Regions from separate parts of the Homo sapiens genome. Here region 2 is linked to region 1. Evidence: chromatin contacts called from ENCODE Hi-C or POLR2A ChIA-PET data. All regions are on one chromosome and are shown on one strand. The core of a region is the stretch at or near the end of the contact, and the rest is flanking DNA. Distances in the headings are between cores, read along the strand shown.

What was found. A loop is a pair of places that touch in the nucleus more often than their neighbours do. ChIA-PET counts read pairs that join two places held with the same protein, here RNA polymerase II (POLR2A). Pooled maps may share reads with other maps.
Region 2: a loop to region 1 is called in a pooled map, with 3 times the contacts of the local background. The contact joins the promoter of ARMC2-AS1 here to the enhancer-like site in region 1. A Hi-C loop is called at or near these places in 1 of 168 maps with a recorded cell type or tissue (right cardiac atrium), 1 of 37 single-sample maps with no recorded cell type and 11 of 50 pooled maps. POLR2A ChIA-PET finds 5 or more read pairs at or near these places in 17 of 52 experiments (A673, BJ, CD4-positive, alpha-beta T cell and 12 more).

The regions. Positions count from the first base shown.
Region 1 is chr6:109,000,433-109,003,787 of GRCh38, reverse strand. SESN1 (sestrin 1) reads left to right here. Exons shown (of 10, transcript NM_014454.3): 2 at 1,445-1,510; 3 at 2,300-2,500; 4 at 3,115-3,297. It also overlaps a transcript of ARMC2 not described here. Among named protein-coding and RNA genes, the nearest start is that of ARMC2-AS1, 78 kb to the right of the region's middle. Within about 2 kb of position 1,560, at least 7 of the 41 ENCODE cell types and tissues checked have a DNase peak (open chromatin) inside an H3K27ac peak, as active enhancers do.
Region 2 is chr6:108,922,274-108,925,628 of GRCh38, reverse strand. It overlaps ARMC2-AS1 (ARMC2 antisense RNA 1), which reads left to right and starts at 1,526. Exons shown (of 3, transcript NR_104137.1): 1 at 1,526-1,568; 2 at 2,585-2,654. The region is part of intron 10 of ARMC2 (armadillo repeat containing 2); the gene reads right to left.

The DNA of each region.
Region 1 (3,355 bases), core at 311-2,810:
AATGGCTGCTATTGGTGCCAAAATTATATATTGAATAACAGGGATGTCCTCTGGCATTCATTACAGGATGTTAAAATTGAGACACACACGTGGCCAGACCAGTGAATTAAGTGCCTCCTCTAATGAAGGGTATAATGTTAAAGCATTACTATCTTCAGTGTAAGGATGGACTAACCAGGGAGAAGTCACCAACCTCCAGTATAAGATTATTTTATTTAAATATTATTTTATGAATTCTGTTGGCAAATATAAACTACTTTGAATCTTGATGTCTCCTAATAAAGATTACCTTCACTTTTGTCCTTCCTGCTTAATTTTTAAAAGCCTGTTCTGCTTTAAAGACTTTCATTTGCTGGGACCAGATTTCTTGGATTGCTGACACATGTCCTTCTCTCTGTGCACCCACCCCCACCCCATCCCCACTTTTTTTCTTTAAAAGGAAAATATCTGGTTTATATCATGAAGAACTTTAAAAGCAGTAAGGAGAGAGTAGAATTATATGAGTATTTAATTATATATATAATATATATGAGTGAAGGGGTTAATCTTTAATTGTATAAATTCTAAAAAAAATTTTTAAATGACACTAGATAGGACATAGGCCTCAAAACAACAAAAAGTTGAAATATATTATTTTAGTTTTGTTTCTGTAAACACACTATATGGGGAGGGTGAGGGAGGGAAAGGAAACCCTAACAGATTTTCAGTTCTTGTTAACCATACTACACCATCACATAAGGTACAGGATTCTAGAGTCACTGTGTCAAATGTCAGAAAACTATTTCTCAATTATTTGAGCTTCTCTAAAATATAATATGGGCAAGATTGATGACATCCTGTAAATAAAAAAAAACTTAATTTAAGGCAAACTTACAAACAAAATGAGTTTCTCTAAAATTATTTAACTGCAGAGAAAACATGCCCTGTAGTGCTGTCTCTTGTGAATTTAGTTTTTATTTTTCATAAATTTACATTCTAACCGTGAGGTGTTGTTTTAGATGTAATAATAATTACACTTTTTCTAGTTTAAGACACCTAGGTGGAAGTACTGCTTTTTCATTTTCTGACGATGCACAGGGATTGATATTTGGGTTGGTTGAGTTTTAGATGTACAAACACACTGGTCTTATTTTGTATCACTGATGATCCACAGGGTTGGCTGCTATGTGCTGAACTTTCTGTTCTAGACTTTCTGCCAAGTACTTTATGCAAAACTCTGGTTTTAGTGAAACAGGTTTTATTGTTTTTAATCAGAGTTGTATTATAAGCTGTTGTTAGCTATGTAATGCTAACAGAAGAGTTGGTATGTATATACAGCCATGAAAACAAACCATCAAAACAAGCCTGTCTCTGTTCGACTGGTTGTTTTTCCCTCCCATTCCTTTAGCCTCAGTTCATTTTGTTTACTGCCAAAGGCCTGAGATGGTGTAATTTTCTTTTCTAGGAACTTGGCATTAGAATTCCTCGACCACTAGGACAGGGACCAAGCAGATTCATCCCAGAAAAGGAGGTACGTTGTTTGTGAAAGTACATAGTGAACTGTATGCTTTTAAGGAAGAGCTTTCATGACCCACATGTTGGCATCTGAAGAACTGTTGGTCAACAACATGTTTTAGTCAGAGTTGGTTGCAGTTAATCATTCTTTGGCAGTGAATCTGTGGGAATAAAAAGCTGTTGTACTTGTGTTGATTTCTAGTATTTCATGATGTGTTTTTAACACCCATATTTAATCAAGTAAAGCCAAGATTTGTTTTTGACCAGTGATACAACATCTGCTTATATTTAGATGTTGTTTAGGTGTGCCCATAACCTGAGTTACTTAGTCTTGACTGTCTCCACAGGCTGATATCAGTGCTAGATTGGATCTTTAATTCTATATATGTATAAAAGCATCTATGCTTTATTTTCATAAGAAGTGTATGCTATTAGTTAATTTTAGTTCTCCTTAAATTGAGTGAGAGTAGGCGGTTTTGTAAAGAAAGGCTTTAGTGTCTGTTTGCAAGCTCTGCAAATTTGATAATCTAAATCTGCTTCTTTATCTGGATTCTGGCCAACTCTGCAAGCAGCCTATCTAGATGGCCTTTAATGTTCAGCCTTTGTTGTTTATCCCCTACTATATAATATGTAACTGTTTATTCTTCTGTATCTTTCAACCAGTTGAGTTTAAATTTGTAACCCCTCTTTCTTAAGCCAGATTTAATCTGCTTCTAAATGATACTTAGAGTGTAGCGCATGTATATTTTCTTCCCTTAACACCAATTTACCATTTCAGTAACCATGGTTTTTCTCATTTATACAGATCCTCCAAGTGGGGAGTGAAGACGCACAGATGCATGCTTTATTTGCAGATTCTTTTGCTGCTTTGGGCCGTTTGGATAACATTACGTTAGTGATGGTTTTCCACCCACAATATTTAGAAAGTTTCTTAAAAACTCAGCACTATCTACTGCAAATGGATGGGCCGTTACCCCTACATTATCGTCACTACATTGGAATAATGGTTTGTAAACATTCAGTGAAAAATTGTTTTTGCCTATTTTTATTAATCTCTTTAAGAGACAGTTAATGCTTTAAACACAGGGATAAATACTTAGATTATGATATATAATATGATTCCTGTTGCACAGTCTCTGTTTTTCCTATTTTTAAATAAGTACGCTCTCAAGTATAACAGAAAAAGAAGCAAGTATTTATACATTGCTGAGAACCATTCTTCATTAAATAAGTAGAACACAAGTTCTGTTTCATTATTATAAATAGTTCACATTGACATAAGTGGTGCTTCCTGTTCAAGATGTAAATAATATTCCATTATTTTATGATTGGCACCTTAATTGAAGTTTCTTCTTAATCTGAAGTTCTGAAAGTATATAGATAAAATGTCTAAAGTTCAAATACTTTTATCAGATATTTTGTTTGTTCTTGGAATATTTCTAAGGTTCTTACAGTATTTGAATTTTTAAAATGTTTATATAAAAACTGCATTTCTGTAGTTTACGGAAAATTTGAAAACATACTAATAAACTTAATTAGCTCTTTTGCATGTTGTAAATAAAAAGGATATGTAGTTCAAGGTTTTAATATTTATAATTAGAATAATCTTTTTGTTTTAAGGCTGCGGCAAGACATCAGTGCTCCTACTTAGTGAACCTGCATGTAAATGATTTCCTTCATGTTGGTGGGGACCCCAAGTGGCTCAATGGTTTAGAGAATGCTCCTCAAAAACTACAGAATTTAGGAGAACTTAACAAAGTGTTAGCCCATAGACCTTGGCTTATTACCAAAGAACACATTGAGGTAAGCAGTGGGGTAATATATCTTGGGAGTCATTTCAGACTTTTTTAGAGCAGTTTTA
Region 2 (3,355 bases), core at 277-2,776, 78 kb after region 1:
TAGCTCCCAGGATAATATTCAGTTCCCTGACCATGGTCTACAAGGCTCAACAGATCTGTTCCTTCTCAACCCGTCAAGCTTCATCTCATACCATATATGCCCCCATAAACTCTACTTAATGCTAGGTTATTTAATATTATGGTTTACTATCTGTCTACTCCTCCAGACTAGACGCTTCAGTGAAGGCATAAACCTTGTTCATCCTTTTCACCATTGTACATCCAGCTCCAAGTCCAGTGCCTGGTACATGGTGGGCGCTCAATAGGCATTTATTAATGGAATGAATGAAGGGGTGGACATCTACAAAGGAAAGACTGGGATATCAGAACACCATGGGCTAAGCAGACAATATCTCTGAGGTAGACAGATTTTAAGATTTTTTTTGAAAGCAGAGGAGTAAAAAATAATGGATGAAAGAAAAATGGACTCTGTAGTTACCCAGCTCAGGCTAACTTGTCTATGTTTAAGACCTTTCAGAGGCCGATCAGTCGCTTCCTCTTCCGTGTTAACAAAGCATCCTGTTCCTGCCTCTATAACCCCCATCCATCACAGAATAAAAAATAACGGATGAAAGAAAAATGAACTCTCTGGAAGGGGACCAGCCTCTGTGTATTTGTTCTCTAGCCTATCTCATTTCTGACAGCAGCTCCTTCCCAAGCTCCTAAACTCCCGGGCCCCACCCCTTTCCCCACCTGACTGGTCACACGTTCACCCCTTCTCTCCATCACCAGCGTCACTGGTTCAGTTTAAGCTCACTTCATCTCTTACCCAAACTCTACAGCCCCCTGGATGGGCTCCTTCCACAGTTTGCCCCCATAGCTGCTCACTGCTGCCAGAGGGGGCATCTCAAAGCTCCGCCTTCCCTGCTCAAAGGCCTCCTGCGACTTCCGGCCCAGCCAGTAGCACCCATAGCCTAAAGGTTCCTCAGTCTCTGAAGTGTGGTTTATCCCTCCAAACTCATCTCCTTTGCCTCGGCACCACCCTGGCCATCTTTCAGACTCTGCACCACATGAGGTCCTCAACCCTTCATGACGCCATGCCTTTGAATAGGCGGCTTCCTCCGCCCAGAGTGCCCTCGATTACACTTTGCCACCCCTTCTCCCCCGGGCCATCTCCTGCTCATTTTTTTCTTTTTTCTTTTTCGAGACAGAGTCTCGATCTCGGCTCACTGCAACCTCCGCCTCCTGGGTTCAAGCGATTCTCCTGCCTCAGCCTCCCGAGTAGCTGGGATTACAGGCAAGCACCACCACACCCTGCTAATTTTTGTATTTTTAGTAGAGACAGGGTTTTGCCATGTTGGCCAGGCTGGTCTTGAACTCCTGACCTCAAGTGATCCGCCCGCCTCGGCCTCCCAAAGTGCTGGGATCACAGACATGATCCACCGCGCCCGGCCTCCTGCTCATTTTTCAAAACCCAGCTCAAGATAACTTCTCTGTGAAGTCCTTTCCGAGGCTGATCAGTCACTTCCTCTCCTTCCTCTTCCGTGTTACCAAAGCATCCTGTTCCTGCCTCTACAACCCCCATCACAGAAGCATTGTCACTTGTCTTCAGGCATCTTCTCTCCCATGGTGAGCTCCTCTAGGGTACAAACCACTTCTTATTCCTCTTTCTATTCAGAGGACAACAAATGTGCTCATAAAAAGCTCTTAAATGTTCAGCTACTGGAGGGCTGGAAGAGTGAATGAGAAGGGGAAGGAGGAGGGGAATGAGGAGGGGGAAGAAAGAAAGAAGGGACAGGAGCGACAAAAGAGAGGTTTTTCCCTTTAAGACACCTCTGGCAAGAAAGTGCGGGAGCTTAGCAGAGGCCTGGGTGAACCAGGGCCTAAAACCCTGAGGGAGAAGGATCAGGAAAAGGCCACCACGCAGATGCAGCTCTGAAGGCCCTGTATCTTGAGAGACTTGTCACCAACCTCTGAGAGCCACCAATCTCACTGTGGGATGATGGTGGGGCCCTGAATGCTCAGACCAGTGGCCTTTTCTGGAAAAAATGCAGGAAAAAAAAAAAAAAAAGGGTGTGGGGAGGAGAGTCTAGCTAAATCATGTGGTCACAGTAAAGGCAAGTTCCAAGTCAACCCATTTAACTGAATTTTGCTCCTACTTTTGAATTCATTATATACAAGTGAAAATTAAAAAAAAGAAAACAAGAACTCTCAGTTGAACAGAGATAAATCTGTGAAAATTATCAATGAGTTCTGTGCTCTACAGCAGGGTCTTTATTTCCCACCCTCAAGAAAAGCCCACCCACTGGGCCCTCCCCCAAAGCAGGAGTTAACCAAAGCCCAAGCTTCATGCTTGGAGGTGTGCATCCATTTCTTTCTTAACTTTCTATTCTAATTTATATTATCTATAAATGCACAAACTTAAACACACATTTTTCTTTTTTATTGTATATAATCTTTCAAACCACCTCAAATCCCTTACTTAAAAAAAGTCTTGTTTAGTCTCTAAAGGACTTAGTAGAGAAATTCTCAACCTCTTAAGTAGCATTTCACCAAGAAATAGCACACTGAAAAACACAAGTTTTAATTCCTATCTTTTCCCCCATCTCTTAACTTGCAATCCTGTGGGACTTGCAATCCTGAAGGCAGCCCATAGGAAGAAGAAAAAAGAGAAGAAAATGACACTGATAATCCACAAAGAGGACTAATACAAATGTAAGTTTCCTTGCTTATTAGCAATTGTTAGGTGATGTTTAGGACAAAAGGGGACCTAAGGTTTTGGTAAATACCCAGGAAGAAACATTCCATTTTGCTTCTGGTTACCAATCTACTACTGAAAAATGACTGAGCTACACTTGACAACTTTCTGGTGCTCACTTTTCTGAGAAAGCTTCTTTCCATGTTCCCCAAATTATTTGATCATAACAGGTACCACCCTCAGTCAGGGAAAACACCTGGAGACTTGGCAAAGCTACCCAGCTCACATTGAATTATGTAAGCCTCAAAGTTTTCATTGTGTAGTCAGTATTGGGAGACCCATTTTAAAGGGAAAAAATGTACTAAGAAGAAATTAGATCATTTATAAATGCACAACTACATTTTAATACAGTAAAATGAGAACTCAAAAGCTTTAGCTTCTGTTTTTTTCAAGTTGACTATAGGTACTTAATTATCAATTTCAAATTGTGTTTTCAACTATTAATTAATTGAGAAACCTTAGCAAACACAGGAAATATTTGTCTTAAAATATGGGGCTGGGCCCAGTGGCTCAGGTCTGTAATCCCAGCGACTCTCATGGCTGAGGCAGGAGAATCGCCTGAACCCCAGAGGCTGAGGCTGCAGTGAGCCATGCCTTTGATCGCACCACCGCACTCCAACCTGAGTGACACAGTGAGACTCTGTCTCAAGAAAAAAAA